Regions from separate parts of the Homo sapiens genome. Here region 1 is linked to region 2. A link is a loop called in an ENCODE intact Hi-C map of the cell type or tissue named here. Cell type or tissue: B cell. All regions are shown on one strand. Each heading gives the region's core, and the rest is flanking DNA. Links, peaks and the distances in the headings are about the cores only.

Region 1 (15,810 bases), core at 3,908-11,907, 290 kb before region 2:
ATATCAACTTAGAAAAGAATTTGCTTTCTGCCAAAATTTCAGACTTCAAAAACCAACTGATCATTGTCACAGGATTAATTCAACATTTAAGTTGATGGTTAAAAAAGAATTTAAAAGCAAAGGTCTTACTCTACCTATAAAAGGCCTTAAAGTACCATTTAGGTAACCTGCATCCTCCAACAGGAGTCCATGGCTTTAGTGTGCCAATGTTCTGAGCCATCAATTCAGAAGCAGAGAAGTAATATGTGCCTGCCACTAACTTCCACAGATAAAAGTCCTGTTGTGGGTAACAGAGAGGTGAGTCAGTGAGGTAAGGGCAGCACAATACTGCACTAAAGAAAATCAGCCTGCATGCCACCCCTGGCTGTTTACAATGATACTAATGGAGTAACTATATTTCATATGTCTCTAACAGGCTACAGATGGATATTTCTGATTTTATGGGGTATCTGTGTGCACTGAAAAATACTTGTTCCACTATGTCCACAAGGAAACATTATCTGATGTAAACACTAGATTCTGTCTCAGGATGGAATACTAAAATAGGCCAAAGTTAGTGAGAATGTATCCTAGTAAGATATGATTTTAGCCTAGTGGCCACAATTTCATTTCAGTGGAAAAGAAATTTTTAAAAGGACTTTTAAAGTACTTAAACATTTTTTCAAAAATGAAAACAGTAAAGCTTTACAAAGAGAGTGGCTGGGAAAATTTTAAGACTGACAGGAAAATCATGCAAAACAAAAATAGGAATTATTGGCCAGAGAATCTATTATGATAAACCACCATTATTTTGGATTCTCTTAGGTTTTTCTCTATCATATATTCCATTTCTTGAGGGAATCTAGTGAACATTACTGGAAAACTCAATTTCAATGTCATAATTGGCTTACAGGAAATATTCAGGCAGAATGTGAGAAAAGCAAAGGTGCATCTGTGAGGAAATGGCACTGGTAGAACACAGTTAATAATAGTAATTAACAACCTCCAATTTAGAATATATTCTTTCTGGAAAGTGAAAAGTTTTATACCTCATTAAATGGAAAAGAGAACTGAAGTTCCACAACAGTTTTTATATAACTATTGTCCACGGAGATTTTTGCCTAATGACAAATTAAGGTACTGTCTTTAGACCTTTGTCCTTAGAAATCCTAATGATGTTTTCTATGAGCAGCTGCCTGGTCCTCTGAAACAGGAGATAAAAGATCTCAGCTAATGGAATAGGTGTAGTTTTCCTCCCACACAGCATCTATTTCCCATCTTTTGTGAGGAATGTGGAGACAACAAATCCTGGCACTTGCTCTGCCACTATGAAGAGGAAAGGTTCCTGGAGAATCCTTGTGTAAGGCCTTTTCTTTCATCACTCAAGTACACTATGGGACAGGCAAGTGAATTAAGTTAAGTTGAGAACCTCATCCTTGTATTTTTGAATCTTGACTAGAGTCTGTTTAGAGTAATAAATAAACAGAGCAGTTTATTCACTTTAGTGGTGGGTCCCTGAACAGAATGTACCAGCAAAGAGACATTACTGCAGTTCCTGCTTCCAGCCCTCTGGGGTAGCTCAGTCTCCTTCTTTCTAAGCCTATTTATCCAGTCTTTCTATCCATTCTGTGAGCTGCTGATCTCTTTATAATGAATTCTATTTGTGCACAAGAATTGATTGTGGTTGTTTGCAACCAAAGAATCCTACCACTTACCCTAGAACAAGTGAAATATACCCAGTTAATATCAAAACCTACTCAAAGGTAATCCAATTAATGTTAATATGAAGAATAATGATATTTTTCTTAATTGGCCAAGCTTAAAAATGGTTTCAACTTAAGTTACTCAATAATTGCTATTATTTAATGGTATTAAATCAGTGATAAAGGTTAAAATATGTGACATTTGACTTTAATTAAAATGCTAACCAATGCTGAAATTAGTCTGCTATCTAAAAACTGAATTATTTTATATGTGATAGATTCTATTTATCACTTATCTATAAGTCAATTTCTCATTCCCTCATTAAGACAATGATTCTATAGAAGGTACACTGAAGGAAAACTGTTTAATTTATTATGAAAGTAGCAAGAGTAGAATTATCACAGCTAATTTTCAGAACTTCCCCGTGGTATCTACCTCTAAATTTCTAGATAGATAATTTCTCTTTAGATTCTCAATAGGAATTATTTAGGAATTTGGCTTCTCAAAATAACATAATTTAATTTTATTACTGCAATGACTCAAAACCATTAAAGAAAGGATCTCTTTATATGGATTTTAAGCTACATATAATCCAGTCAAGCCTAACTATGAGGCAGGTTCTGACACTTGTAAAGCTTAAATACAGCTACTGAGACAGCAAGTTGCAAGGCTACTCTATTAGGGAAAAATATTTAAAACTCAAGTTTACTTATACACTGAAAGTATCATCTCCTTGTGTTTGCTCTCCCAGCATTAACTATATCCCTATTATTATTCAAAAGATCCAAATTCCATCCATCTTCCAAGGTTCTTTTGGTTTTCTACCTCATTCGAAAAGATCTTCAGACTACTTCTGTTCACAATGATACAACTTGTATTGCTTTGTGGTGAGTCTCATACAGTTTAATAATCAATTATTTAAATATTTTAATGTTTTATGGATCTTCTACTTTGATTATAAGCTACTTGGGAACGGTAGCTTTGTTTCATATTTATTCACTGTAAATGGTTATCATAATATTGGACATATTGCTGAATCTCCTCAACATATAATTCACATGACCACTAAATGAAAACTTTTCCAGCTTGAGGCCTTATATGGATTCTTGCTGATTTCCCATATACCACCTCATAACAAAAAGTAAAGTTTTAAACTAAAAATTTAGATTAAATCTGCAAAATATTCACGGACAGCATTTTCATGACAATCGAAAAAAATATATTCACAACGAATATCAAGTAAATGTATTAGGTAGGCAGTGGAGGACACACTTAAAATACGTGAAGAAGCAATCATCTAAAAGTCTTTGTGATTGTTGTAGTTTTCATGAGAAACATCCTCATAGAAGAGGGAGTATAGAAAGTACAATTTAAATTCTCCTTCCTTATTATACTCTACCGCTTCTAATAGGCTTCTAGATCCTTGAGGAATCTCCTCTATCTTGCTTTTGCATAAAGATCTTTTACTCTGCAGATAAAAATCTGTCATTTGAAAGTAAAATTTTGTTTCTTATATGTAATTATGTTGACGTATGTGTCAGTTTATCAATTGGCTATTTCATGTGATCTATAAATATATCCTCAATTTTTTGACCTGAATGTGTATTTGATGGATATATGTAAATTCAAAATACTGTGGATTTATAAACCCAAAACTTCTCAACTGAAAAATGGAGTCTAGCTCTCCTGCAAAATTGTTAGAAACAAAACTATAGTTTTCAGTTAAGGTTCAAAGAGCTGTTTTATTTTTCAAAGGAAAAATAGTTCCACATCTTAAGCAAGTCCTTCTGGGAATGACAGAAAAAGTCAATAAATACAATTTATTCTGTGGAACCTAGCTAACCCCTGAAAAGTTCCTATATCTTCTAAATATATAATTCATAACTATGTATAAATATGTATTTTGCCACTGATGCTTTATTCTTTTTAGATTTATAATTTTTCTTATGTTTTTTAAACATTTTTATTTTATTTTATTCATTATTTATTTTGAGTAGGGTCTCAATCTGTCACCCAGGGTGAAGTGCAGTGATACGATCATGGCTCTCTGCAAACTCAAATTCCCAGGGTCAAGTGATCCTCCCACCTCCATCTCCCAATAGCTGGGACCACAGGTGTGCACCATCACTCTTTGCTGAGGCGGGGTCTCCCTATGTTGCCCAGGCTGGTCTCAAACTCCTGGGCTCAGGTGGAGCGCCTACCTAGGCCTCCTAAAGTGCTGGGATTACAGGCGTGAGCCACTATGCCTTGCCTTAATTTGTATTTTTAATTTTTGTGGGTACATAATAGGTGTGTATATTTATGAGTTACATGAGATATTTTGACAGAGGCATGTAATAATCATACCAGGGTAAATGGGGAATCCATCACCTCAAGCATTTAACCTTTGTGTTACAAACAATCTGATAATACTCTTTTGGTTATTTTTAAATGTATAATTAAATTACTTTTGACTATAGTCACTCTGTTGTGCTAGCAAACACTAGGTCTTATTCTTTCTAATTTTTTTTGTGTCCATTTACCCACTTTCCCTCCCTCATAAGACTCATATGATTATTTTTAATTTATCTTTTATTTTTTTTGAGACAGGGTTGCTCTGTCGCCCAGGCTGGAGTGCAGTAGCACAATCATGGCTCGTTGCAGCCTCAATCTCTGAGTCTCAAGTGATCCTTCCACCTCTCAGCCTCCCAGTAGCTGGGACTACAAGCATGCAACCACCATGACCAGCTAAGTTTTGCATCTTTTATAGAGACCCAGGTTTTGCCCTGTTGTCTAGGCTGGTCTCAAACTCCTGGGCTCAAGTGATCCGCCAACCTTGGCCTCCCAAAGTGCTGGGATTACAGGTGTGAGCCACTGCAGCCGGTCTATTAGTTTATCTTGACTAAGTACAGAGCAATACAATGCAATACAATATAATGCAATACAATAAGACTCTGGATTAATTATAAACACCAAGGACTTTTCACTATGGACGCTTTATATCGTTTCAGGAGGAAATTATTTTCTCATTGTTTTTGAAAAAAATTCAGCAAAAATGCAGTTATTTACTGTCTCTTTCAAAAACAGCTTTCTATATCTCACTTGTTCATTATGTAATTTGCTAAAATTCAATTTGTGAAGATTTATCACATGACTTTGAGCCATCAAGAAGGGTATATTTACCTCTCTCCTCTAATAATGAAGGGTGTTTTACAGAAATATTAATTTTTTTTGAAACAGTCTTGCTCTTTCGCCCAGGAGTGCAGTGGCACAATCTCAGTTCAGTGCAACCTCCGCCTCCTGGGTTCAAGCAATTCTCCTGCCTCAGCCTCCCAAGTAGCTGGGACTACAGGTATGTGCCACAACGCCCAGCTAATTTTTTTTTTCTTTTTGTATTTTTACTAGAGACAGGGTTTCACCATGTTGGCCAGGCTGGTCTCAAACTTCTGGTCTCAAGTGATCCACCCACCTCAGCCACCCAAAGTGTTGAGATTACAGTTGTGAGCCACCACGCCCAATCGGAATATTAATTTTTAAATAGAGGCTCATCCCAGGTAAAAAATGGAACAGTCCCAATAAAAGTTATTTCAGTTTTCCCAGAAAAACGATTTGCTTCAAATAGTACTTGACTTAAAATTTTACCTCACTGGTCTTCCTCACATGATGTTTTGCATCCATGTTTCTGTATGTGCTATTCTCTGTACCCAGAATACCCTTTCTTTCTTTCTATTCCTTGGTCACGTGGGGAACTCCTGAAAAACCCTGCTCAAATATCAACTTCTTAGTGATGGTTTCCCTGGATCATCATTACTGTGCTACCTCTATAATGTATATACAACTTGAGCATTCCTAATTTGAAAATCCAAAATGCTCCAGAATCCACAACTTTCTCAGAAGCAAAGTGACACCACAGTGAAAAATTCCACACCTGACCTCATGTGAAGTGTTGCAATTAAAACACACTCAAAATTTTGTATCATGCACAAAATTATAAAAAATATTGTATAAATTATCTTCAGACTTATGTGTATAAGGTGTACATAAAACATAAATGAATTTTGGCTGGGTACAGTGGCTCACACCTGTAATCTCAGAACTTTGGGAGGATCACTTGAGCCCAGAAGTTCAAGACCAGCCTGGACAACACAGTGAGAACCTATCTATACAAAAAAGTTTTAAAAATTAGCTGAGCAAGGTGGTACATGCTTGTAGTCCTAGCTACTTGAAAGGCTGAGGTGGTAGGATCACTTAAGCCTGGAGGTCAAGGCTGCAGTGAGCTGTGATTGTGCCACTGCACTCCAGCCTGGATGACAGAGGCCCTGTCTCAAAAAAAAAAAAAAAAGAAAAGAAAAGATGAGTGGAGAAATGAGGATGTTTCTACACTGTTGGTGGGAATGTAAATTAGTACATTCATTATGGAAAACTGCATGGTGGTTCCTCAAAAAACTGAAAATAGAATTACCATATGATCCAGCCATCCCACTTCTGGGTACCTGAATGATTTGAAATCAGTATGTTGAAGAGATTCTGCACAATTATGTCCACTGTAGCACTATTCACAACAGCCAAGTTATGGAATAAACATAAGTGCCCATCAGTAGTGAGTGAACAAAGAAAATGTGGTACGAGGTCTTCTAAAAGATCTAGAAATCCATATTCTAGACTTTGATAGTAATACTTCGCCAATTCAAAGTTATTCTCTTGTTCATTTATTTGATTCTTTTTCTTGTGGCTCCAGGCTTGAAGGTTATCCTCTCCCCTCTACTTTGCTTCTTCCTCACCCCAGATGCTGTGCCAATGCTCATGATGTGGTTATACTTTCAGCTGTTGGACATTTATAAGGATCTAACCCCTGAAATCTAAGGATGTAACATCTGTGGTTCCAAATATTCCAATGCAACTCCAAAGGTCCATGACTTGAAGTAATTTTTAATTTTGATAAGATAATATATTTAAAGCCCTTGGGCTATGAGGAAAGTTTTGAAAGTGTGAGTGAGCAATTCTGATGCTAGAAAAATTACTAGCATCAGCAATATAGCAAATTGTTGTAATTTTCCACTTACCACTTACTGTCTGATTTGAGTGATTCTTTTTTTTTTTTTTTTTTTTTGAGACGGAGTCTCGCTCTGTCACCCAGGCTGGAGTGCAGTGGCACGATCTTGGCTCACTGCAACCTCCGCCTTCCAGGTTCAAGTGATCTCTTGCCTCAGCCTCCTGAGTAGCTGGGACTACAGGCACACGCCACCATGCCCAGCTAATTTTTGTACTTTTAGTAGAGACGGGCTTTCAACATGTTGGCCAGGATGGTCTTGATCTCTTGACCTCGTGATCCACCCACCTCAGCCTCCCAAAGTGCTGCGATTACAGGCATGAACCACCGCGCCTGGCCTTGTGTAATTCTTAAGATGTACTCCAGTATTGGTTGTGAGTACTTAAATGTGCTCCAGTACTATTTGTGACACGGCACACTGAGAAAATCATAGGCTATCAATCTTCATGAAAATAACTATAGTAATATAGAATTTTATGTTAATGGAAAGAATACCTAGGTAGCAATTACTGAAGGTCAAAGAAAGGGAAAGTCACCAAAGATAAAGGTGTTACATATACTCTAACCCCTGACTCCCTTAGGAAAAGCAGGAAAACAGAACTGCCTACCTCCAGCTTCTCTTTACTACTTTGGAAGAGGTATCTGACAGATGCTATCTGTTTATTGTTGGTCCTTGCCCTCTACTCAACATAAACTCTATAAGGGTAGGAACTATATGTTTAATTCATTCTTGAATCACCAGCGCCTAGAACTGGGCCTGACTCACCATACTTTCTCAATAAATATCTGTTAATAAAACAATATCAGAGAAGTTACAAAAGCAATTTAATACCAAGAGGAGTAATGAGAATTTCTTCTTCTTTATTCATTTAAAGCTTCCTGGAATTGGAAAACATGTATATGGCTTGTGAATATCCTAACTTCTTCATAATTAATATTACAATGTTCTTCATTCGTGTTATTTTCTTTTTTAACTTTAGACATAGTCATGGGATAAAGATTTACTTTATATAACTTTACAATTATTTCCCTTTAAAGAAAACATACTGAAAGAAGCAACCTTAAAAGGAGACAGATGTCCAAAAATTATGCTATTTACCTATTTACCAATGAAATATTCTTGCCCAAAAAGTTAAACCTAAATCTAAACAAGTCTCTGAAAGTGGCAATGGTTTTCAACCCTGGCTGCACTTTAGAACTTGACACTATCCTTTAAGAAGAAAGAGACATTAATGAGTAATTTAGAACTTAAAAAAAATCAAGTGACTCATTATTTGCCCCATTTTAAAATGTAAAATAAACCCTGGCTCCTTAGAGGAGTGAATGATGCAGGTGTGGGGCACTAAATATACAAGATGAGCTTGAGATATCTTGTGCTAGAAAGTAAGAGTTATCAAAAACAAATGGTTCATATTAGAAGGACACAAGATTCAACATGAAGGAGCCTCAGTTAGACAAAAATGGGGCAATTTGAGCATCAAAAATAAAAAGAAATGTAAGTGATAGAAGCACAATAAAAACATTTCTACTATAATGCAGGAACAAACAAAACAAACAAGAAGTGTTTTGTAATATCATACAGAAAATGGGTGACCTATGGGGAGGTCAGGATCAGAAGATGACAATTCAAAACCTAATCATCTTTCTAACTAGAACACAGAGGAAAACAATAACAATCCTAATAAAATTACAAACTCAATTTAAAAGGTTTGTTAAATTCCTATATAGAAAAGAAATATTGCAATAAATCTGGATTTTAACAACAACAAACTGAAAGCCTTTGACAGAAGAGTAAGGAAGGGTTGAGGATGCTGGGGTTGAGGCTTGCCATGAAGGCAAGGGAAAAATGCACAAAGATGGAGTAAATAGAGAGCAAGCACCTCCAACTCTTAGTTAAATGAAACCAGTGGAATGCAAGGTGATAATGTACAATGAGAGAATGCCATCTGTTGGTGGCTTGTAGTATTTGACTGTATTCGTGTATTTTGATTCAGCTGCTGTCACTTGTTGAGACACATTAACCTATGAATCAAGGGATTTCCTTGCTACATTGACATCATCCCTTTATTTATAAATCTTATGTAAGTTAATTCGCATCGCAAAAGAATTCTAACTGTAACGAGTTCAAAATAATAAAAGGAGGAAAAATAAGAAACAAAAATCATCATGTCATTAGAAACTATTAAAAAGAGGTAGGACATCAGTGTCTTACTCTAAAACTTAACAATATTCCATAAGAACTGAATTTCAGGGCAACCACCAAAAAACCCTAACTGACGAGGGAAAGTTCTTCTTTATAGTTAATTCCAGACAATAAGTATGAAATGACTAACAGCTGGGAAATCACCCATTACAAACCCTAATTAATCAACTGCTTTAGGCAATGCTCACCCAATTAAGCCATTAAGTGAAAGGCTGACAGGAACTTTTCCATAGGAGAAACTAGGCTGCCACCACCTGAATCCACTGCCTGATCTTATAATCACTAAAAGTGGGACAACCAGTGTGCTTCAAATATGATACAATGTGAAGTCCACAGCATCATCTATAAAATACTCCTGCTAAAAAAATTTAAACTTAAATTTAACCCAGCCCCATAGAGCAGCAGTTCTCAGCCCTGACTGCCCATCAGAAACACCCAGAAACCCATCAGAAACGACTTTAAAAGTTTAATTTTCTAGTACCCACATTAAAGAGAAACAGAAATTTTAATAATGTACTTATTTAACCAAATCTATTCAGGATATTATTTTATGATGCAGTCTATATATAAAGTTATTCATATTTTATATTCTTTAAACTCTGCTCCTTTACAGCTATGTCCCCAAACTTTTCCGTTACTGTCACAAAATTACATCTTTATACACTTTGTGCCCCCAAACATAAACTAATATTACTTTTAAACACATTAGTCCCATAAATTATGTAGAAAACAAAATGTGGTTACAAACCAAATTAGCTTTTAGACTAATAATTGTTTTCATTAAATGTATTAGTCTCTTAAGAGAAAACAAAAGTTGAGTTACGAACCATTGTCACAATACTACAAGATTTTATAATTATCCATGGTATATCCTTACTGATACATTTATTTCTTCATACAGCTTTAAATTACTGTCTGGTGTTCTTTAATTTTACCTTGCAGGACTCCCTCTTGCAAGGCAGGTCTAGTAGTAATGAATGTCTTCAGCTTATATTTATCCGGGAACACCTTAACGTCTCTCTTATTTTTGAAGGGCAGTTTTGCTGGCTATATGAAACATGGTTGACAGTTTTTTTCTTTTAGCACATTGAAAAATTTGCCCACTGCCTTCTGGCCTCCAGAATTTCTTTCTTTTTAAAGTTTTTGTTGGTACAGAGTAGATGTTATGTTTTTATGTCGTACATGAGACATTTTGATACAAGCACACATTGTGTAATAATCACATCATGAAGAGTAGGGCCATCCCCTTAAACTTTTATCCTTTATGTTACCAGCAATCCGATTTTACTTTTAGTTATTTTTAAATATAAAATAAGATTATTATTGACTATAATCTGTTGTACTATCAAATACTAGGTCTTATTCATTCTAATTATTTTTATTGTACCCATTAACCATCCCTACTTCCATCCCCAACCCCCCTCACTACTCTTCCCAGGCTCTGATAAACATCTTCCTACTCCCTATGTCCATTAGTTCAATTGTTTTGATTTTTATATACCAAAAATATGTGATAACATGGAATATTTTTCTTTCTCTTCCTGGCTTATTTCACTTAACACAGTGACCTCCAATTCCACCCAAGTTGTTGCAAATAACAGGATCTCATTCTTCTTTATGGCTGAATAGTACTCCATTATGTATAAGTACCACATTTTCTTTATCCATTCATCTGTGTATGGGCACTTAGGTTGCTTCCAAATCTTGGCTATTGTAAATTATGATGCAAAAACTTGGGAGTGTAGATATTTCTTCAATATACTGATTGCCTTTCTTTTGGGTATATACCAAGGGGTGGGATTGCTGGATCATATGGGGTAACATTATTTATTTTTATTTATTTAGTGTTTTGTAGACAAAGTCTCACTCTTGACGCTCAGGCTGGAGTGCAGTGGCATGATCTTGGCTCACTGCAACCTCTACCTCCCAAGTTCAAGCAATTCTCCCTACCTCAGCCTCCCGAGTAGCTGGGACTACAGGCGTCCGCCACCATGCCTGGCTATTTTTTTTTTTTTTTTTGTATTTTTAGTAGAGACGGGGTTTCCCCGTGTTGGCCAGGCTGGTCTCAAACTCCTGACCTCAGGTGATCCACTTGCCTTGGACTCCTAAAGTGTTGGGATTACAGGCTTGAGCCACCATGCCCAGCCATTATTTTTAATTTCTTGAGGAACCTCCAAACTGTTCTTCATAGTGGTTGTACTAATTTACATTCCCACCAACAGTGTACAAGGGTTTAGTTTACTCCACATCTTTGCCAGCATTTGTTATTGCCTATCTTTTGGATAGAAGCCATTTTAACTGGGGTGAGATGATATCTCATTGTAATTTTGATCTGCATTTCTCTGATGATCAGTGATGTTGAGCACCTTTTCATATGCCTGTTTGCCATTTGTTTGTCTTCTTTTGAGAAATATCAATTCAAATCTTTTGCCCACTTTTTAATCAGATAATTTGATTTTTTTCCTATTGAGTTGTTTGAATTCCTTATATTCTGATTATTAATCCTTTGTCAGATGGATAGTTTGCAAATATTTTCTCCCACTATGTGGGGTTGTGTCTTTACTTTGTTGATTGTTTTCTTTGCTATGCAGAGGCTTTTTAACTTGATGTGATCTCATTTGTCCATTTTTGCTTTGGTTGCCTATGCTTGTGGGACACTATTATTCAAGAAGTTTTTGCCCAGACCAATGTCCTAGAAAGTGTCTTCAAAGTTTTCCTGTAGTAGCTTCATAGTTTGAGGTCTTAGTTATTTAAGTCTTTGACTGATTTTGATTTGATTTTTGTATATGGTGAGAGATACAGGTCTAGTTTCATTCTTCAGTATACGGATATCTGGTTTATTTATAGAAAACACTGTCTTTTTCCCCAGTGTATTTATTTGGCAACTTTGTCAAAAATAGATCACTGTAGGTATGTGGATTTGTTTCTTGGTTGTCTATTATATTCCACTGGTCTACACTTTTTTAATGTCAATACCATGCTTTTTTGGTTATGATAGCTCTGTAGTATAATCTGGTCAGGTAATGTGATTCTTTCAGTGTTCTTTTTGTTCAAGATAGCTTTAGCTATTCTGGGTTTTTTGTGGTTCCATAAAAATGTTAGGTTTTTTTTTTTTTTGTTTCTATAAAGACTCTCATTGGTATTTTGACAGGAATTGCATTGAATCTGTAGATTTCTTTGGGTACAATGGACATTTTAATAATATTGATTATCCTAATCCATGAACATGGAATATCTTTCTATTTTTTGGTGTCCTCTTCAATTTCTTTCATTAGTGTTTTACAGGTTTTTTTGTTCTGTTTTGTTTTTTAGACAGAGTCTGGCTCTGTCATCAGGCTGGAGTGCAGTGGCATGATCTCAGCTCACTGAAACCTCCGCCTCCTGGGTTCAAGCAATTCTCCTGCTTCAGCCTCCTGAATAGCTAGGACTACAGGCATGTGCCACCACACCCAGCTAATTTTTGTATTTTTAGTAGAGATGGGGTTTTACCATGTTGGCCAGGATGATCTTGATCTCTTGACCTTGTGATCCGCCCACCTCGGCCTCCCAAAGTGCTGGGATTACAGGCGTGAGCCACTGCGTCTGGCCTGTTTTACAGTTTTTATTGTAGAGAACTTTCACTTCCTTGAGTAATTCCTAGGTATTTAATTTATGGCTATTGTAAATGGGATTACATTTCTTTATTTCATTTTTAGATAATTCATTGTTGGCATATAGAAATGCTCCTAATTTTTGTATGTTGATTTTGTATCCTGCAACTTTACTGAATTTGTTTATCAGTTTTAATAGTTTTTTGGTGGAGTCTTTAGTTTTTCCAAATATAAGATCATATCATCTGCAAACAAGGATAATTGGACCTTTTTCTTTCCAACTTGGATGACCTTTGTTTCTTTCCCTTCTCTGATTGCTCTAGCTAGGACTTCCAGTACTATTACTGAATGACAGCAGTGGAAGTAAATATTCATGTGTGCTCCAGATCTTACAGGAAAGGTTTTCACTTTTTCCCCATTCAGTATACTAGCTGTGGATATGTTGTATATAGCTTTTATTATTTTGAGGTATGTTCCTTCTCAAAAAAAACTCAGTTTTTTGAGTGTTTTTTTAAATCATGAAGGAATGTTGAATGTTATCAAATGCTTTTTCAGCAATGATTGAAATGATCATATGGTTTTTAATCCTTCATTCTGTTGATATGATGTATCACACTGATTGCTTTGCATATGTTGAACCATCCTTATATCCCTGAGATAAATCCCACTTGGTCATGATGAATGATATTTTTAGTGTATTGTTGAATTTGGTTTGCTAGTATACTTTTGAGGATTTCTGCATCAATGTTCTTCAGAGACATTGGCCTGTAGTTTTCTTTTTTTGATATATCTTTGTCTGGTTCTGGTATCACAGAATGAATTTGGAAGTATTCATTCCTCCTCTATATTTTTAGTTGAGTAGGATTGGTATTACTTCTTCTTTAAATGTTTGGTGGAATTTAGCAGTGAAGCCATTGGGTCCTTGGGTTTTCCTTACTATGATGCTTTTTATTATGGTTTAAATCTCATTACTAGTTATTGATCTGTTCAGGTTTTGGATTTCTTCATGGTTCAATAATGGTAGGTTGTAAGTGACTAGGAATTTATCCATTTCCTCTAGATTTTCCAATTTATTGACGTAGAGTTGTTAATAGTAGCCACTAATGATCCTTTGAATTTCTGCAGAATCAGTTGTAATGTCTTCTCTTTTTAATCTCTGATTTTATTTATTTGGGTCTTCTCCCTTTTTTCTTCATTAGTCCGGCAAGGGTTTGTCCATTTTGTTTATCTTTTCAAAACAACTTTTTCTTTCATCAGTCTTTTGTATAGTTTTCATTTCATTTCAATTTCATTTATTCTGCACTTTATTATTTCTTTTCTTCCATCAATTTTGGCTTGCTTTTGCCTTTCTAGTTCTTTAAGATGCATCATTAGGTTATTTATTTGAAGTTTTTCTTCTTTTTTGATATAGGAACTTATAGGTATGAAGTTCCCTCGTAGGACTGCTTTCAGTGTATCCCATAGGTTTTGATATGTTCTGCTTCCATTAACATTTGTTTCAATAAACTTTTTCATTTCCTTCTTAATTACTTCCTGACCCACTGGTCATTCAGGAGTATATCAATTTCCATGTGTTTGTACAGTTTGCAAAAATTTCTCATTATTGATTTCTAGTTATATTCCATTGTGGTTAGAGAAGATGCTTGATATTATTTCAATTTTTTTGAATGTTTTAAGACTTGTTTTGTGACTTAACATAGGGTGTATCCTTGAGAATCATCCATGTGCTAAGGAAAAGAACATGTATTCTCTAGCCATTGGATGAAATGTTCTGTAAATATCTATGAGATCCATTTGGTCTATAGTGCAGATTACATCCAATGTTTCTTTGTTGATTTTGTATCTGAAAGATCTGTCCAATGCTGAAGGTGGGGTGTTAAAGTCTCCAGCTATTATTGTATTCAGATCTATCTCTCTGTTTAGCTCTAATAATATTTGCTTTACATATCTGAGTGCTCCAGTGTTGGCTGCATGTATATTTACAAATATTATAGCCCCCTACTGAATTGGTCCCTTTATCATTAAGGACTTTCTTTCTCTCTTCTTATAGTTTGGATTGGAGTCTATTTTGTCTGATATAAGTATAGCTACTCCTGATCTTTTTTCAGTTTCCATTTGCTTGGACTATCTCTTTCCATCCCTTAATTTTCATTCTGTGTGTATCTTTATAGGTAAAGTGTGTTTCTTATAGATAACAGATCTTTGGGTCTTGCTTTTTCATCCATTAAGTGACTCTATGTCTTTTCGTTGGAGAGTTTAGTCTCTTTACATTCAATGTTGTTATCTATAAGAAGGGGATTACTCCTATCATTTTGTTGTTTTCTGGTTGCTTTGTGGTCTTTTCTTTCTTCTTTCCATCATTCCTGTATTCCTTTTTGTGAAAGTGATTTTCTCTGGTGTTATGGTTTGATTTCTTGCATTTTATTTTTTGTGTATCTGTTTTATGTTTTTCAATTTGTAGTTACCATCAGGCTTCCAAATTCTGTCTTATAACCCATTATTTTAAACTGATGACATTCATTACATAAACACACACACACACAAGCAAAAACTAATAAACACTCTACACTTTAACTTTATCCCCCTGCTTTTTACATTTTTGTTTCTCTTTATGTCTTACTGTACTATGTCTTGAAAAATTCTTGTAGTTATTTTTTATTGGTTCATCATTTAGTCTTTTTACTTAAGAGTGGTTTGCATACCACAGTTATAGTACTATAATAGTCTGTTTTTCTGTGGCTATTACCAGTGAGTTTTATACCTTCTGATAATTTCTTCTTACTCATTAACATCCTTTTCATGAAGATTGAAGATCTCCCTCCAGCATTTGTGGTAGGACAGGTCTGATGTTGATGAAATCCCTCAGCTTTTGTGTGTCTGGGAAAGTCTATTTCTCCTTCATGTTTGAAGGATATTTTCATTGGATATACTATTTAAGGATAATTTTTTTTCTTTCAGTACTTTAAATATGTGATGCCACTCTCTTCGGACCTGTAAGATTTCCACTGAGAAGTCTGCTGCCAGACATATTGGAGCTCTTTGGATGTTATTTGTTCCTTTTCTCTTGCTGCTTTTAGGACCCTTTCTTTATCCTTGACCTCTGCAAGTTTATTAAATGCTTCAAGGTAGTCTTCTTTGGGTTAAATCTGCCTGGTGTTCTATAACCTTCCTGTATTTGAATACTGATATTTTTCTCCAGGTTTGGGATGTTCTCTGTTATTATCCCTTTAAATAAACTTTCTAACCCAATCTCTCTGTCTACCTCCTCTTCAAGGTGAATGACTTAGATTTGCTCTTTTGAGGCT
Region 2 (15,810 bases), core at 4,393-12,392:
CCAATCAGAATGGATGCCTGCTAGTACAAGTCAGATGGATGCCCACCCGCTGTGTATGGACGCTGGTAGCATTTAATGACTCAAATGAAAAGAGAGTTTTCAATCTTTAGTCTAGGACTCTTTTTACTTCCTCACAGCGGTCACTCTTACTCATAAATGTTTGTTATTGTATTCAAAGACAGTTATGCCTTTATTCAGTTTACTCTTAAATCATTACAAGCTTGTTCCCTACTTTTACTCTCTTGCTTTATATTTTCTGTGAACTCTGATTGTGTCCTTCAATTTTGTGGTGAACTTAAAAACAGGACTCTAAATAAAGACGTCGCTGACAGCCAAAGCAATTAGAGGAGGAAATGTTAGCTCTCAGACACTGATTATGGCCCTCAACAGACAGTTATTAAGTGGTGTGTTAAAGATTGTGCTATAATGAATTGTAGGGCATGATATCTGCCCTCAAATACTTTAACTGAGGAGATGGGGCATATAGTTTTGTGAGTTAAAGGAGATAGGCCTAGAGCTAGTTCTTAAGAGATAAGGATTTGCATATGGGTGAACAGTAGGGATGACATTCAATGTAAGAGAAAATACAAGCTGCGATCAGTGATTTGTTCCCAATGCAGCAAATAGGACACTTTGGCTGAAATGGGAGTTTAGTTTGAGTAGTGGTTCTCAAACTTCTCTGATGAGAACTCATGTAGGAAAGATTTAAAGATGTCACCATCCACTAATGTACTCATAGTCACTTTCCAGTGGGAAAAACACTTGGTGATAACAAAATGTTGGAGTTGAAAACAACAATACAATACAGCACAATAATGATACAATAAGGAATAATTAATGATTATTCTGCAAGTATATAAACACAAGCAGAACATAATAAAACATGGACAGCATCAGTTACAGTTCAGAGTAGGAAACAGAAACTGCCCTAGGTATTTCAAGTAGATAAGTATTTAATAAAGGGAATTACATGCTTACAAAATCTTTGGAAGGGCTGGAAGAGTGAAAGGAGGCTATTTGCTCCCAGACTTCCAAATCACAGCACTGCAGCTGTGATTCTGTAACCAAGAAGCTGCAGAAAATTATGCCGATATCACAGCTGTTCCAAATTTAAAGACACGAGACTAGAATCTGGCTGTTGCAGAAATTCTTGTCTGCCAAAGATGAGTTAAGCCGTTAGCTTACCACAGCTGCTGAAGGAGAGCTGGTGTCTACCTCCCAGATTTTACACTGTGCATCTCCCTCGTAGACCCTGACTTACTTCCAGAACCAAGGGAAACTGGGAAATAGTTTTTAGCCTTCTAGTCCCTTGATGTATAAAAGGTCAGACACAGAAGTATATGAAAATGAATGCTGAGTGCATAGGACAGTAAGCATCCCAAGACATTATTGATAATGCACTGAAAACAAAGTGTCCTCATTTATTGCAGGAATATCCATTATCTTCTCCTGTGCATTTGCACTAGGGCTTGGAAATACTGCCAGATGGTGCACTGCAGCCAGACTTCTCAGCAGAAAGTGTCCACAATAAACTCTAGTAAATGTACAAAGTTTTGTTTATGGACATCAATGAGTAGCCCTGAATAACTCAGTGGATTACTACTAATTAGTTTTTATTGCCATGTAAAAATGAGTCTGTGGATTTGAGCATAAGAATTAAAGAAAGGATTGGACCCTAAGGACCCCCTGAAGTCAGGAAATTCTCGTGACCATCAGTGGACCTTGAATCCCATGTTGAAAAACATTGACCTGAAATGGTGGTTCTAAAGCTTCGGTGAATATTAGAATGGCCTCAAGAGCTAGTAAAAAACACAGCCGGCCTGGATTATTCAAGTAGGCTAGGGTTTGGCCTTTTATTTTTATAATATTCCGAGGTGATTCTGATGCCAACCATCATTCGAGAGCCACTGAACTGGTAAATTTGAAGAAAGATTTAGGTTAAATTGTGGAGAGTCTTGAATAATTAAGCTATGAAATTGTGAAGATGGGAGGATCCTCCAAGTTTTGAGGGACCTGAAGGTTATACAATTGTAGGGATTCAACTTAAAGTAAAAAAAAAAAATTTTTTTTTTAATGCAAAATTAGATACAAAGGTGGATATTTACTTCAAATGAAAAAAAAATCATAACCAAATACTGGAAGCTTAAAGATTCTGGTCCCTTTTCATTTTTAGGTAATTTATCATCAATACTTACAGGGAAGAGCTTCCTGACTACAGCCTTGCCTCCCTCCCACCCAGAAAACTGTTCGACTTCCCAGAATTTACATGTAATTGAGGGCTCTTGAAGCTTAACCTTCATCAGTGTCACTGTTAAATCACCCCTGCTTTGAGTCTTCCCCTTACCTTTCCTTTCTCCCCTTTCCAGTCTCTCCCATATACAACAGTCAGAACCCCCTTTGGGATACAATTAGAAGCTGCTTGTCATTGTCTGGTTATAACCCAAGAAGTGCCTGAGCCAAGATGGGGGCATTCCCCTTTCAAGGGGGGACACAAAATATCTTTCAGTTGTGAGGTATTAGTGTTACCAAAACCCAACCTAGAGTGTTTAGATCCAGTCTTGGTTTTCCCCCAATTACTAATTGTGTGACCTTGTATAAGTTACTTAACTTTGCTCATTTCCTTATCAGTAAAATGGGAATTAACATCACAGTGACCTTATAAGTGTTGCTATGAAGGTTAAACAAGAGACTGTATGAGACATGCTTATCACAGAACCTACAACGTTGTCAGTGCTTGATTTTTAAAAATCAATTATTATTTCACAGTAAATATGCATAGAAGAATACACATTTAACATTTACATTTTTGCGCTAATGAAAGCAAGCAATAGACTTAACAGTCTACAATAGAGATAGCCAATCATTTTAATCTGGCCTTTCATTATTTCTTACCAATAGGTTTACTTTCCTAGTTATATTTTTATTTAGGCCAGGATTTTTTGAGCACTTCTCATAGATTCCCCAGAGTTCCTTGGTCTTTCCTCAGACCAACACCATTCCTCAGCCAAAGAAGCTCTGCTTCTTTGATCTGTTTTACATTCTAGGCATCTAAACTTGTTTTACTTAAAGAAAGAATTCTTCAGTCAACACAGGTTTTAAATAGTTTGCAATTCTAGGGTATTATGCGGGGACGAGGAGGCCCAAGAGTGTATTCAGTGTAATGAAGAAACTCATTATAACTTGCTGAGATCATTCAGATTTGCCTGTGATTATATTAGTTAGGCAGTGTCTGTTTTCCTCCCAGGGGTATAAACCTGGAAAATTACAACAAAAACAAAAGCAAAAACCAAACTCCTCCTTTCCTTAAATTTCCACTTCTCAAGTACAGTGTTTTATCTAACAAGATCTGCTGCTTAGCCACATCCTTGTTTGGCTTTCACTGTCTCTCTCCACCCTCTACTTTCCACCTTCATTTATTAACATTGTAAGGAAGCCTGGAGCATACATGTGTGGAATAGTCTCCATGGCAACTCAGCTTGGAACTAATAAGGTTATGGGAGAGCTTCCATCCCTGCACCTGCCAGTGTCACAAGCAGAAGCCATGTTCCTGTAGCAAAGATTGTACTCTACTGCTAGGCAGCTGTCCCCTTGAGCCACCCAGCCAGGCACATGGGATACAGAGAGTATATGGCTCAGCACGCACTAGTCACTACTATTAGAAAAGCTCAAAGCTGAGTCACTGGTGCCTTCTTCAGAAGGGATGAACAGCTCTCTCACTTGAATGCCAGAAAATTATCTTGCAAAGCAGACCTATCTGATAGACATATTTGCATCAGAGTAGGGCTTGTTATCAGCAAGGCTGTAAGGTGCCCTCCCCAGTCTTCTGCAGGATAATCCAGGGAGCCAGATTATAGAGAAAGGGCAGCCCTCTGTTCCTACTCATCTGGCTCAGTATTGAGGATCTCCATTCACCCTTTCCTACCCCTGTTCACCTATCCATCCCCTGTAGTTCCTGACCTGCAAAGCTATTATGTGGTCATAGTTGTTATTTATTTCCATGCTAATCCTGGGCACTGTTTCTCTGAAAAATGGAGATTTAAGAATAAGGCTGTCAGGATACATCTCAGAAGTATTAGGCGTTGTATTAGTGTGGCTGCTATAACCACTTGCCACAAATTCAGTGGCTTAAAACAACACCAATTTATGACTTTACACTTCTGGAGGTCAGAAGTCTAAAATAGGTCTCAGTGGGCTCATATCAAGTGTCAGGAGGGCTGTGTTCCTTCTAGAGGCTCCAAAGGATGATCTGTTTTCTTGCTTGTGGCCCCTTCCTCCATTTTCAAAACCAGCAGTGGCTGGTTGAGTCTTTCTCACACTGCATTTGCTGATACTCTTCTCCCTCCTTCTTCTTCAGTTAAGAGCCCTTATGATTACATTAGTTTCACCAAGATAATTCAGGATAATCTTATTTTACAGTCAGCTGATTAGCAACCTTACATCTACTACTTTAGTTTCTTTTTGCCATGTAACATAACACATTCACAGGATCCAGGGATTAGGACACAGATGTCTTGTGGGAGAGGGAACATTATTCTGCCTACCACATGCATACATCAGAAACCATGGTTGAAACACAGGAAACATGACAGTTCCTCAAGGCATACAATTATGACCTTGTTGGGTTAACCTTCACTATCCAAATTTTAATCACACAAACTTTTCCTTAATCTCACAGTAACTTGGCAGTTTCAGTGTAAGAAATAATGATGTTAATTGTGCTACATTCAAAGTGTGCTGGTCCTGAAGTTGATCTGTGAACTCTTGTTTTCAGCTGCTTGATGGCAAAGAAATAAAGCGACTGAATGTTCAGTGGCTCCGAGCACACCTGGGCATCGTGTCCCAGGAGCCCATCCTGTTTGACTGCAGCATTGCTGAGAACATTGCCTATGGAGACAACAGCCGGGTGGTGTCACAGGAAGAGATTGTGAGGGCAGCAAAGGAGGCCAACATACATGCCTTCATCGAGTCACTGCCTAATGTAAGTCTCTCTTCAAATAAACAGCCTGGGAGCATGTGGCAGCCTCTCTGGCCTATAGTTTGATTTATAAGGGGCTGGTCTCCCAGAAGTGAAGAGAAATTAGCAACCAAATCACACCCTTACCTGTATACAAGCATCTGGCCACACTTCCTGTTTGGGTTAGTTGTTACCTTTACCTGATCACCTGACCCTCCTTGTGAGGAAGGGATGAAAGTGTTCGACCACTTCAGGTTTAGGAGAGAGGAACATTTCTGGGATAGGAGAACTGGAACAATTGTCTTGATCCAAAGCTATAGGCTTGAGGCTCCACCTTTGTCAGCCTTAGGGGTAAGTACAATATCTGGAAAGCCTTTCACTTTAAGTCCAAGTACAGAGTCTGGGTCCCCACCTGCACATGCTGCTTCTGGCCTGCTGAGGAAGTAGGCATGACTGTCTCTCCCCATGTCTCTCCCCTATTTCTCTTCCTTCTTCCTCCTTGCAGCTCTCTCCCAAGCCTCAAAACTCACTGTGGAGTCAGTCCAGTCCAGAGGGCTGAACCCATGCCAGAAAGAGTGCTCTCTCTGAATAAGGGTTGAACCATTAAAGTGACCATGGTATCATGTAATCTCTCATCGTCATACATTTCATGGGCCCCAAACTTTGTTTACAGTGAATGGTTGAAATCTTTTCTAGGGCTCCCTGGGCTGTGGTCCTATGGGTGTCCTCTGAATTCCTCCTAGGAAGTTGGATAAATGGAACCTCTCATCCTCTCTCAAGCCCTCTTAGGTCCTGTGTATTAGTTTTTGTGTTTTGTTTTGTTTTGGAATACAAGTTGACTATTCCTTGTCCAAAATACTTGGGACCAGAAGTGTTTTGGATTTTGGAATATTTGCATATACATAATTCACTTATATTTCATGTATACCTTATACACATAGCCAGAAGGCAATTTTATACAAATTTTTAATAACTTTGAGCATGAAACAAAGTTTTGACTGTGTTTTGACTGTGACCTGTCACATGAGATCATGTGTGAAATTTTCCACTTGTGGCATCATGTTGGTGCTCAAAAAGTTTCAGAATTTCAGATTTTGAATTTTTTGGATTATGGATGCTCAACCTGTATTAAAAGTCCAAAATTAGATTTTTTCCAACCTTTATTTTAGACTTAGGGGGTACATGTACAGGTTTATTATACCTGGGTATATTGCATGATGCTGAGGTTTCAGGGTACAAATGATCCTGTCACCTAGGTACTGAGCACAGAACCCAATAGGTAGTTTTTCAACACTTACCCCCCTTCCCTCCCTACACTAATAGTCCTCAGTTTCTATTGTTGCCACTTTTCATCTATGAGTACCTGATGTTTAGCTGCCACTTATAAGTGAGAACATGCAGTATTTGGCTTTCTGTTCCTGCATTACTTTGCTTGGGATAATGGCCTCCAGCTGCATCCATGTTGCTGCAAAAGTTAGGTCCTATATTTTGAAGTGCTTCTCAACCTAGGTAATCTACCTCACCCATTATCACCAGTTATGCTCTTTATTCTAAGGAAGTGCCCCCTAAAACAAAGCTCAGGAGCCTCAACCCGGCGGGGAAGACAGTTTCCTCACGAGGCAGGCAAGCAACACCAGGTGGCTCTCTTTCCCAAGATTCCCTTCTTCCATAGGCTCTTCTTTGGATAACTGCTGACACCAATCTCATTAAGTCCCAGGGAGGTGGCCTTGTCTCCCACTCTCCTTTCACAGTCTAGCCCAACTAGATAATTGACCCTTCTCCAGGCTCAAACATTTAAAACAGAAAGCTCCAATCCCCTTTACTGATGAGAGGATAGTGGTTCTCAAGTATAGACACGGATCAGCATCACCTGGGAACCTGTTAGGACTGCAGATCCAGCAATCCACGTTTTAAGAGCCCAGGTAATACTGTTGCAGGCTCAAATTGGGGAACCACTGGGCTAGGGGTTAATAAAACACAAACACAGAGAGTAACTATTATCTATCTTTTTAAATATACTTTGCCTCTCTGGCATTTGTCTACCACAGGACAAATCCTGGTCTCTAATCTGTCACACAGAACACACCTGTAGACACCATAATTCTCTTCCTCAGTGTCTAGACCAGGAGAGAAAAGGTAAAACCCCTAAGTCCTATTACCTAAGGATCCACTTCTCCTAAGTGATTAATACTAGGATTTACCTCACCCTGTAGGTGGCTGGTTTAGCTACCTCCTTGTAAGACTGCCGCACTGCCTTTATCTGCCTCAACAGGATCAGTACTATATCAAGAGTGCAACTAGTAAACCCTCCACTCACATGAGATACACTTCAGTGCTCCTGCCTTCTGAGACAGCCACAGCTCTGGGGTAGAGCCAGTCCCAAGCATCTGCCAAAACCTCATCTGGCGTCTTCTCCCTCTATTTACAGGGGGAAACCCAGGGCTGAGTGCCACAAAACTAGGGTTGCCAGATATAGCAAATAAAAATAGGCAACCCTGTACTAAAATTTCAGCCTGGAAATAATAAGATAGTATTGTTTTCTAGGTTACAAGTGCAGTCACATCCTGTTTCTGCTCTCTCCTGAGTAACCTTTAACTGCTGTCCCTATCATCATAGTGAATAGTTGGTGACAATTATCCATTGTGGGAAACAACACGGGAAGAATTTTGGGAGCACTCTAACAACAAAAATGTTTAAAAAGGAGATGTTCATTTTCAAAGTTAGATATCAAAATGGAATCCATTTTGATAGCATCCATTAAAATTGTTTAAGTGTTGGAGATACTTTCATAAAAACAGACACTAAAAGGCTGATATCCCAAGAATGTCTTTCCTCAATTTAAAATCATGCAGAGAGTGTCACCTGCTGGTTACAAGTAAGATGAGCTTCAATTATTTTATTATGAATACTTTGTTCAAATCAAATTTCCTTTCTCCTGCCAATCTTTGTCCCAAATATAATGAAATCAGAAGATGGAAGATACTAACATTGCAACAATATTCTTCTTCATTAAAATGCTGACCTGTTTACACTAAAACATATCATCTTAAGGCCCAAACATTTATTTTCAAATAGATAGTAAACCTGCCATTTTGGGCTTTTTTACTGTTCTTTCCTTAATTATTCATGAACCATTCTTAGCTTCTGAACCTAAATTTTTGGAGTATATAGAATCGTCTATCCTACTTTCTATAAGCAAGCTGTTAGAACTTTACTTTCAGTTCTACTTTCATAACAACAAAACCTTATTTACAGAAATATAGCACTAAAGTAGGAGACAAAGGAACTCAGCTCTCTGGTGGCCAGAAACAACGCATTGCCATAGCTCGTGCCCTTGTTAGACAGCCTCATATTTTGCTTTTGGATGAAGCCACGTCAGCTCTGGATACAGAAAGTGAAAAGGTAAGAATTTAAATTGGGTTCATCCATACTTGAATCAGTCATCCTTAAAAATGCTGTATTCTCCATAGTAAAGAACAAAATGCAGCCAGATTATTGACAGTTACTTACATCACCTTTCAGTAAAATGTAAACACTTTCTGTAGCTGTTATTCAGGAGAGTAAAGATGACACAAGGCAGATTAGTCTTAGAGCACATATGCTTCACAAACCATCACTAGATCAGTTTGCGTTGACCTAAGAAGCTGCTTTCAGGAACCATATTTCCTACTTCTACTGGCAGCATCTCTTCAGCAACCATAAGGAAAAGTGGTAGTGTAAGACAGTGTTAAAATCTGGCTGTACCTTTTAAGATAAATATTAGCAATCATTTCTAGTCAGAGAAAACGTTAAAAATTCAGATTATCTGAAAGACGAACTCAGTATGAGGTATTCTCTACAATAAAAAAATTCGGGAGTCTGTATTTGGCCTTTGCTCAGGCTTCTTGAATTTACTGTGAGCTGGATTTGAGGTCTGTTTTCAAGGATGTTGTAACATCCTTGAAACTAAGGTAAACACATTAGTAAATGTTTTTAAATGAGTCAGTGAACTGTATTTACTGCCTTAACTTTAAGAGTAGATGACTGCTGGCCGGCACCTACTGCCGTGGCTCACACCTGTAACCCCAACACTTTGGAAGGCTGAGGTGGGAGGATCACTTGAGCCCAGGATTTTTGAGACCAGCCTGGGTAACACAGAGAGACATTGTCTCTACAAAAAATAAAATAATTAGCTAGGCATGGTGGTGGGAACTTGTAGTCCCAGCTACTCAGAAGGCTGAGGTGGAAGAATCGCTTGAGCCCAGGAGGTTGAGGCTGCAGTAAGCCATGATTGTACCACTACACTCCACCCTGGTGACAGAGTGAGGCCCTGTTTCAAATAAAAAAAAAAAGTTAGGGATAGATAACTGCTGCCTCGGAACTAACCCAAATTAGGGTTCAGTCATCTGATATGACAAATCCTTTGTTTTCAAAAACCTGTTCTATTTCACTGACACCTTGTTAAGAAGGATCTATTGTTGTATTGTTGTGGAGCTTTTTTTTTTTTTTTTCTTTGAGATGGAGTCTCGCTCTGTCGCCCAGGCTGGAGTGCAGTGGCGCAATCTTGGCTCCCTGCAAGCTCTGCCTCCCGGGTTCACACCATTCTCCTGCCTCAGCCTCCCGACTAGCTGGGACTACAGGCACCCACCACCAAGCCCAGCTAATTTTTTGTATTTTTGATAGAGATGGGGTTTCACCGTGTTAGCCAGGATGGTCTCAATCTGACCTTGTGATCTGCCCGCCTTGGCCTCCCAAAGTGCTGGGATTACAGGCGTGAGCCACCATGCCCGTCCTACTGTGGAGCTTTTTATGGAAGAGGAATTAGGGAAAAGAACTATTATGAGAATTAATCTATGTGATTATGGAATAGGTTGTCCAAGAAGCCCTGGACAAAGCCAGAGAAGGCCGCACCTGCATTGTGATTGCTCACCGCCTGTCCACCATCCAGAATGCAGACTTAATAGTGGTGTTTCAGAATGGCAGAGTCAAGGAGCATGGCACGCATCAGCAGCTGCTGGCACAGAAAGGCATCTATTTTTCAATGGTCAGTGTCCAGGCTGGAACAAAGCGCCAGTGAACTCTGACTGTATGAGATGTTAAATACTTTTTAATATTTGTTTAGATATGACATTTATTCAAAGTTAAAAGCAAACACTTACAGAATTATGAAGAGGTATCTGTTTAACATTTCCTCAGTCAAGTTCAGAGTCTTCAGAGACTTCGTAATTAAAGGAACAGAGTGAGAGACATCATCAAGTGGAGAGAAATCATAGTTTAAACTGCATTATAAATTTTATAACAGAATTAAAGTAGATTTTAAAAGATAAAATGTGTAATTTTGTTTATATTTTCCCATTTGGACTGTAACTGACTGCCTTGCTAAAAGATTATAGAAGTAGCAAAAAGTATTGAAATGTTTGCATAAAGTGTCTATAATAAAACTAAACTTTCATGTGACTGGAGTCATCTTGTCCAAACTGCCTGTGAATATATCTTCTCTCAATTGGAATATTGTAGATAACTTCTGCTTTAAAAAAGTTTTCTTTAAATATACCTACTCATTTTTGTGGGAATGGTTAAGCAGTTTAAATAATTCCTGTTGTATATGTCTATTCACATTGGGTCTTACAGAACCATCTGGCTTCATTCTTCTTGGACTTGATCCTGCTGATTCTTGCATTTCCACATTAAGGTGGCTCTCAAACCCAAAACACAGATCGATATAAGATTTTAGGAGGTGGGGTGAGGCACAATTATGAAGTGCATATTATTCAGATGTATAGTAAATACTTTGCATTGCTTTTATAAAGGGTTCTTTAAGGATTTTTTAAGATTTTTACACTTCCAAAGTACATTTACTTTTTGTCTTGATAATGAATCACTTTTGCCAGTAATTGGCCTCTTCCAAAAGTGATCCTTCTGACTTACAGATGTTTAAAATGTGCCATGAGTTTAACTACATCTTGATACAAACATGATAAAAAAAGAAAAAAATATATTCCAAAGGTTGGGACTCTGGACGACAAATTTTTTTAAATTAGCCAAAAAGCATTATTAACATTATAAACTATATTTACTATAAACAATTGCTATCTTAAATAAGCAACTTCTAAAAATAAAAAAAAGAAGCCATCACCTCCAGGAAAAAAAAATAGGAAAGGATATAATCAGGTAATTCTCAAAGAAGAAATGCATGAGAAAAATGTATACAGTTTCAACAATCAAATAAATGCAAATTAAAACAAAATATCATTTTTTTGCCTTGTAATTTAATGATGAATAAAAAAATCTAATGTGACATTCCTTATTAGTTGAATTGGTCATTGATATAAACTTCTTTGTTATTTGATAATGTAAGTAAAAAATGTAAATGTATATCCTTCAAGACAGCAATTGTAATTATAAGGATTTAAGAGATATGTAAAAGGATACTTTTAGTAGCATTACTTATAATATTGAAAATTGGAAAGATCTAAATATTTAACAGTAAGAAATTATACATTAAGTTTTGGTGCATTCACAAAATGGAATACCATATAATCATTAGAAAATTATGTTGAAGAATATTACAAAATATAATTTGTATAAAGAAAAAATGGTTGCCAAATGGCTTGAACAATATGGTGGCTTTTTAAATATTATATATATAATATAAATCTATATTTATGTATCTATAGTTATCTATCTATATTTATGTATCTGTAACTATAGATACAGTCTATATATAATTATATATAATTTTATATATATATAATTATATATAATTTTATATATATATAATTATATATAATTTTATATATATAATTATATATATAATATATATAATTATATAATATAAAATTATATATAATTATATATATAATATATATTATATATATAATATATATAATATATATAATTATATATACTATATATATATTTAAACTTCTGAGAGACAATCCAAAATAAACCAGAATTAGAAACAATTTTATCTCCTAAGTTTTCAGCTTTTGTTTTAAAATTTTAAGGCTTTAAAAAGTGTGCTTAGTTTAGGAAATTTCGATAAATTTATGTGAATAGAAGCATAAAACCATGTCACTTGGTTTGACTTCTTAAAGATTTTTCCCTCAACTCTTTGTATGTCTGCTGTAAGGACACTTTCTTTTTTTTTTTTTTTCTGAAGCGGAGTCTTGCTCTGTTGACCAGGCTAGACTAGAGTGCAGTGGTGATCTCAGCTCACTGCAACCTCCACCTCTGGGTTCAAGCGATTCTCCTGCCTCAGCCCCCTGAGTAGCTGGGATAAAAATTCTTAGATGTCTATAAAAAGAAAAATAAAAGTATTTTTTACTGTCGTTTGCACAGTCTAGTTGCTGTAGTTGGTGACACTCGCTGGCTCTCTCTGAACCATGTTTCCCTATTCACTGTTTTGCCCTGGCTGGAGTTGCATGGAGGTGGAGCCCCTCCCAGGGCCTCCAGCTTTTTCTGCTTGAGTATATTGCTGCCCCTTTAGCATTAAAGGCTGTCAGAGAGGGGGTGCTCTTTTTCACACCATTTATTTTCTCCAAATTTACCTCACAGGGTCAATTACCACATTCAACCAGTGATCTCAGATGCAACAAATGATTTTAGTACAAGCAAAGTCTCACACAAAGACATGTACACCATTATTTGTAACACTCCTATAATAACTCTGGTAAAAAGTAAGAGAAGCAGAAGTTCTTATGTTTAAGAAACATTTTCTTGAGTGACACAAAAGGTGATTACAGTAGTGAAGCTGTAGGACTATGTGATTAAGTACCAAACTGTGTCACACATCATGGATAATAGTTAAAAGCATGTGATATGGTTTGGCTCTTGTGCCTCCACCCAAATCTCATGTTGAATTGTAATCCCCAGCGTTGGGGAATGGACATGGTGGGAGGCGATTGGATTGTGGCAGCAGAACAGCAAGTTCTCATGATAGTGAGTGAGTTCTCGCAAGATCTGATTGTTTAAAAGTGTGTAGCACTTCCTGCTTCCCTCTCTCTCTCTCCTGCCACCATGGGAAGATGTTCTTGCTTCCCCTTCACCCTTCTGCCATGATTATAAGCTTCCTGAGGCCTCCCCACCCACGCCTGCTGTACAGCCTGTGGAATTGTGAGTCAATTAAACCTCTTTTCTTTATAAATGACCAAGTGTTGGTCTTCATAGCAGTGTGAGAATGGATGAATGCAGCAGAGTAGCGGGAGTGTGCATAGTGCAGAGGCTGCCTGGTGGGAAGGGACTGTGTTGTTTGTTGTGTTGTGTTTCATAGTCAGCTGTGTAAATTTGTCTCCTCAGCAGGGCCACACGCTCTGTGAAGGCTGGGTGACACTGTATTTATCTTGGTGTCCCCAAAAGCCTAGAAACAGTGTCTTAGGCATAGTAGACACTACTAAATGTCTGGTGAAGTAAATTATGGGATGTTGGTGGGGTACCAAATTTAGGTGGGGCCAAATTGTGGTAAGCCTAGAATGCCAGGCAGAGTAATTCAGATTTGAAGAGAGAGAAAATGAAAAACCATTGATGACTCTGAATAGGAGCATAATGTGGTGAAAATACTGATACCCACTCAGAGGGATTGGACAGGAAAAGCCCTGCAGTGAGTTGAATGGTGGCCTCCAAAAAGGCATCTCCGATCCTAATCCTCAAAAACTATGAATGTGACTTTACTTGTAGAAAAGGTCTTTACAGATATAAAGATCTTGAGGAGATCATCCTGGATTATTCTGGTGGGCCCTAAATCCAAGGTCCAGTGTCCTTATAAAAGTGAGGCACAAGAAGGTTTGACACAGAAGAAGAGGAGGTGATGTGATCATGGGAGCAGAAATCGGAGTGATGCAGCCACATGTCAAGAAATGCCAGCAGCCACCAAAAGCTGGAAGAGACAAAAAAATGGATTATCCCCTGGAGTCCATGAAGGAATTGTAGTCCTGCTGGATTTTGGATTTCTGGCTTCCAGAACTAGGAGAGGAGAATCTTCTGTTGTTTTAACCCACCATGCTTGTGGTAATTTGTCACAGTAGTCTCAGGAAACTAATACATGCCTCAAATCAATGAAGCTAAATAAGATGCTTTTATTTAAGAGAAAACATGCAAGCGACGAGGGTAATGTGGCTCTGAGTTGGGCTGGTAAAAGCAGAGAACAGGTAGCTATGAGAAACACTCACAGCCTAGTAAGAGAGGGAGGGAGAATAGAGGCCAGCTGGGAAATACTGTGACAGTGAGGGAGATGAGGAACTCTTTAGAAGGAGGAGGATTTGTTTGTATGGCTTGAAGATGATATCAAAGTAATAGATGTTTGAGGTGTGGCCCTCAAGATATAGGCAAAACACAGATGGATCCCAGCATGTGCGACTTGTTTGAGTTCAATCCTTTTCTAGCCCAGGCTTCTTTATTTTCTTAGTTCCACCCCAGATTATCCAGTTATACCCAACTTTAACAATGGTGGTTCTTCTGTTTGGTTCACCAGAATCAACTCCTGATGTTGGGACAAAATGTGCTTCAGTCTCTTTCCTGACACATAATGCAGCCATTTGTCCCCAGGTCTCAATAAGAGGTCTTTTTTAGAAATGCGTTTTTCTTATATCTCAGCTTAAGGCTCATGCTCTGATGTGTGAACCCTTTGAGAGAGGACTGTCTTTGCGTCACTGTGTTCCGGTGTTTGGCAAAGTCCTTGGCATATAGCAGAGGCTCAATAAGTGTCTGTTCTTTTGCCAATTTTTTTTGTGTGTGTGAAAAAGTGTGTACTTTTTCTGGGTCAGTTTCATTTTATCACAAATTAATATCTAAAAAGGCTTTTGTTAATATAAAATATATAAAGAAGATTCCTATCTAAAGCCATGTAATTGTACATGAAAAATAGGGAAGCCCATCATTACAGTAACACCTGAGGACTGAGCCTTACCCACTATACAGAATAAAAGAGAAAAGACTTATGCAAATTGTGTGCTCTTAATTTTAGAAAAGAAAATATATATATATGAAAGTTGTAGTAGTACAGTAACAGTATTGTACCAATTTCAGTGTTCTGGATTTGATTTTGAACTACAGTCACTACATGTCATCATGGAAGAAAGTTGGGTGACAGGTACACAGGATGCTATGTAGGAGCCCCCTTCTCACCTCACCTCCCAGAAAGAAGAAGTAAAGAACAAGCCTAGCGATGGGAGGAGGGGGAGGGGTAAGACATGGAGGAAGAGACATAACAGGGGGTGGGCAGGAAGGGAGGGAGTTTTTACTTCACTACCCTTGTTCAAAAAGCACAGCCATCAACAGCAGATGTCTGACACCCTTTAAGTCTGAACAATCAGATGATGTATATGAAAGTCATTTGTAAAAGTTTTAAGAGTTACATAATACAAGGAATGTTATACAACAGAGATATTTATTGAATCTCCCCTGCACAAAGAGAAGAGAGCACTTTTCAAGACAGCGTTTTCTTCCTGAATCTGTTCCAAAAGGAGCCTCAGTGACATTCCTCGAGGCCACTTAACACTTGCTCCAAGGTCAGAACTGGATGCAAGACCCTTCAAAGAAGCCTCCAAAACAAAGGCCTTCAAAGGCATCAACCGATTTTTACAACTTCTTTCCAAGGGTGAACTTGGCCCTGCTGATTCACATGTAATGGAAAAGCAAGTGGCTGCTGGGCATACATCTGCTGATGCCCAGTTCAAAGTCACCCTCCACTCTCCCAGGGCGCCAGGCTGTTCCATTCCTTGCCACCTCAAGATCCACTTCAGCCTGGGGAAAAACCACAGCCTCAGGTCCAAGTGTACCTGCTCACTTGCTCCAGCTTTCAAGGGACAACCAGCTTCTTTGCAGCCCCCACCTGAGGGCCCCGAGCTGGACGCATGGGTCACAGGACCAGGGGGGATCCT

Evidence for each region. A loop is a pair of places that touch in the nucleus more often than their neighbours do. Peaks named below come from ENCODE experiments on the same cell type or tissue, not always from the same donor. Only the 100,000 strongest peaks of a DNase experiment are listed, where the experiment ranks them.
Region 1: it touches region 2 in a loop (3-fold over the local background); 13 of 110 quality-filtered maps call a loop at or near these places.

The regions. Positions count from the first base shown.
Region 1 is chr7:87,790,848-87,806,657 of GRCh38, reverse strand. The region is part of intron 8 of RUNDC3B (RUN domain containing 3B); the gene reads right to left. Among named protein-coding and RNA genes, the nearest start is that of SLC25A40, 78 kb to the left of the region's middle. In B cell, for the core only: a CTCF peak has its summit at 8,646 (motif pointing left); a DNase peak (open chromatin) is centred at 8,647.
Region 2 is chr7:87,498,443-87,514,252 of GRCh38, reverse strand. It overlaps ABCB1 (ATP binding cassette subfamily B member 1), which reads left to right. Exons shown (of 28, transcript NM_001348946.2): 26 at 4,772-4,978; 27 at 8,210-8,356; 28 at 9,804-11,236. The coding sequence ends at 10,010. Among named protein-coding and RNA genes, the nearest start is that of ABCB4, 31 kb to the right of the region's middle. In B cell, for the core only: CTCF peaks have their summits at 7,637 and 7,842 (motif pointing left); no DNase peak of the experiment used is centred there; H3K27ac peaks cover 1,297 bases.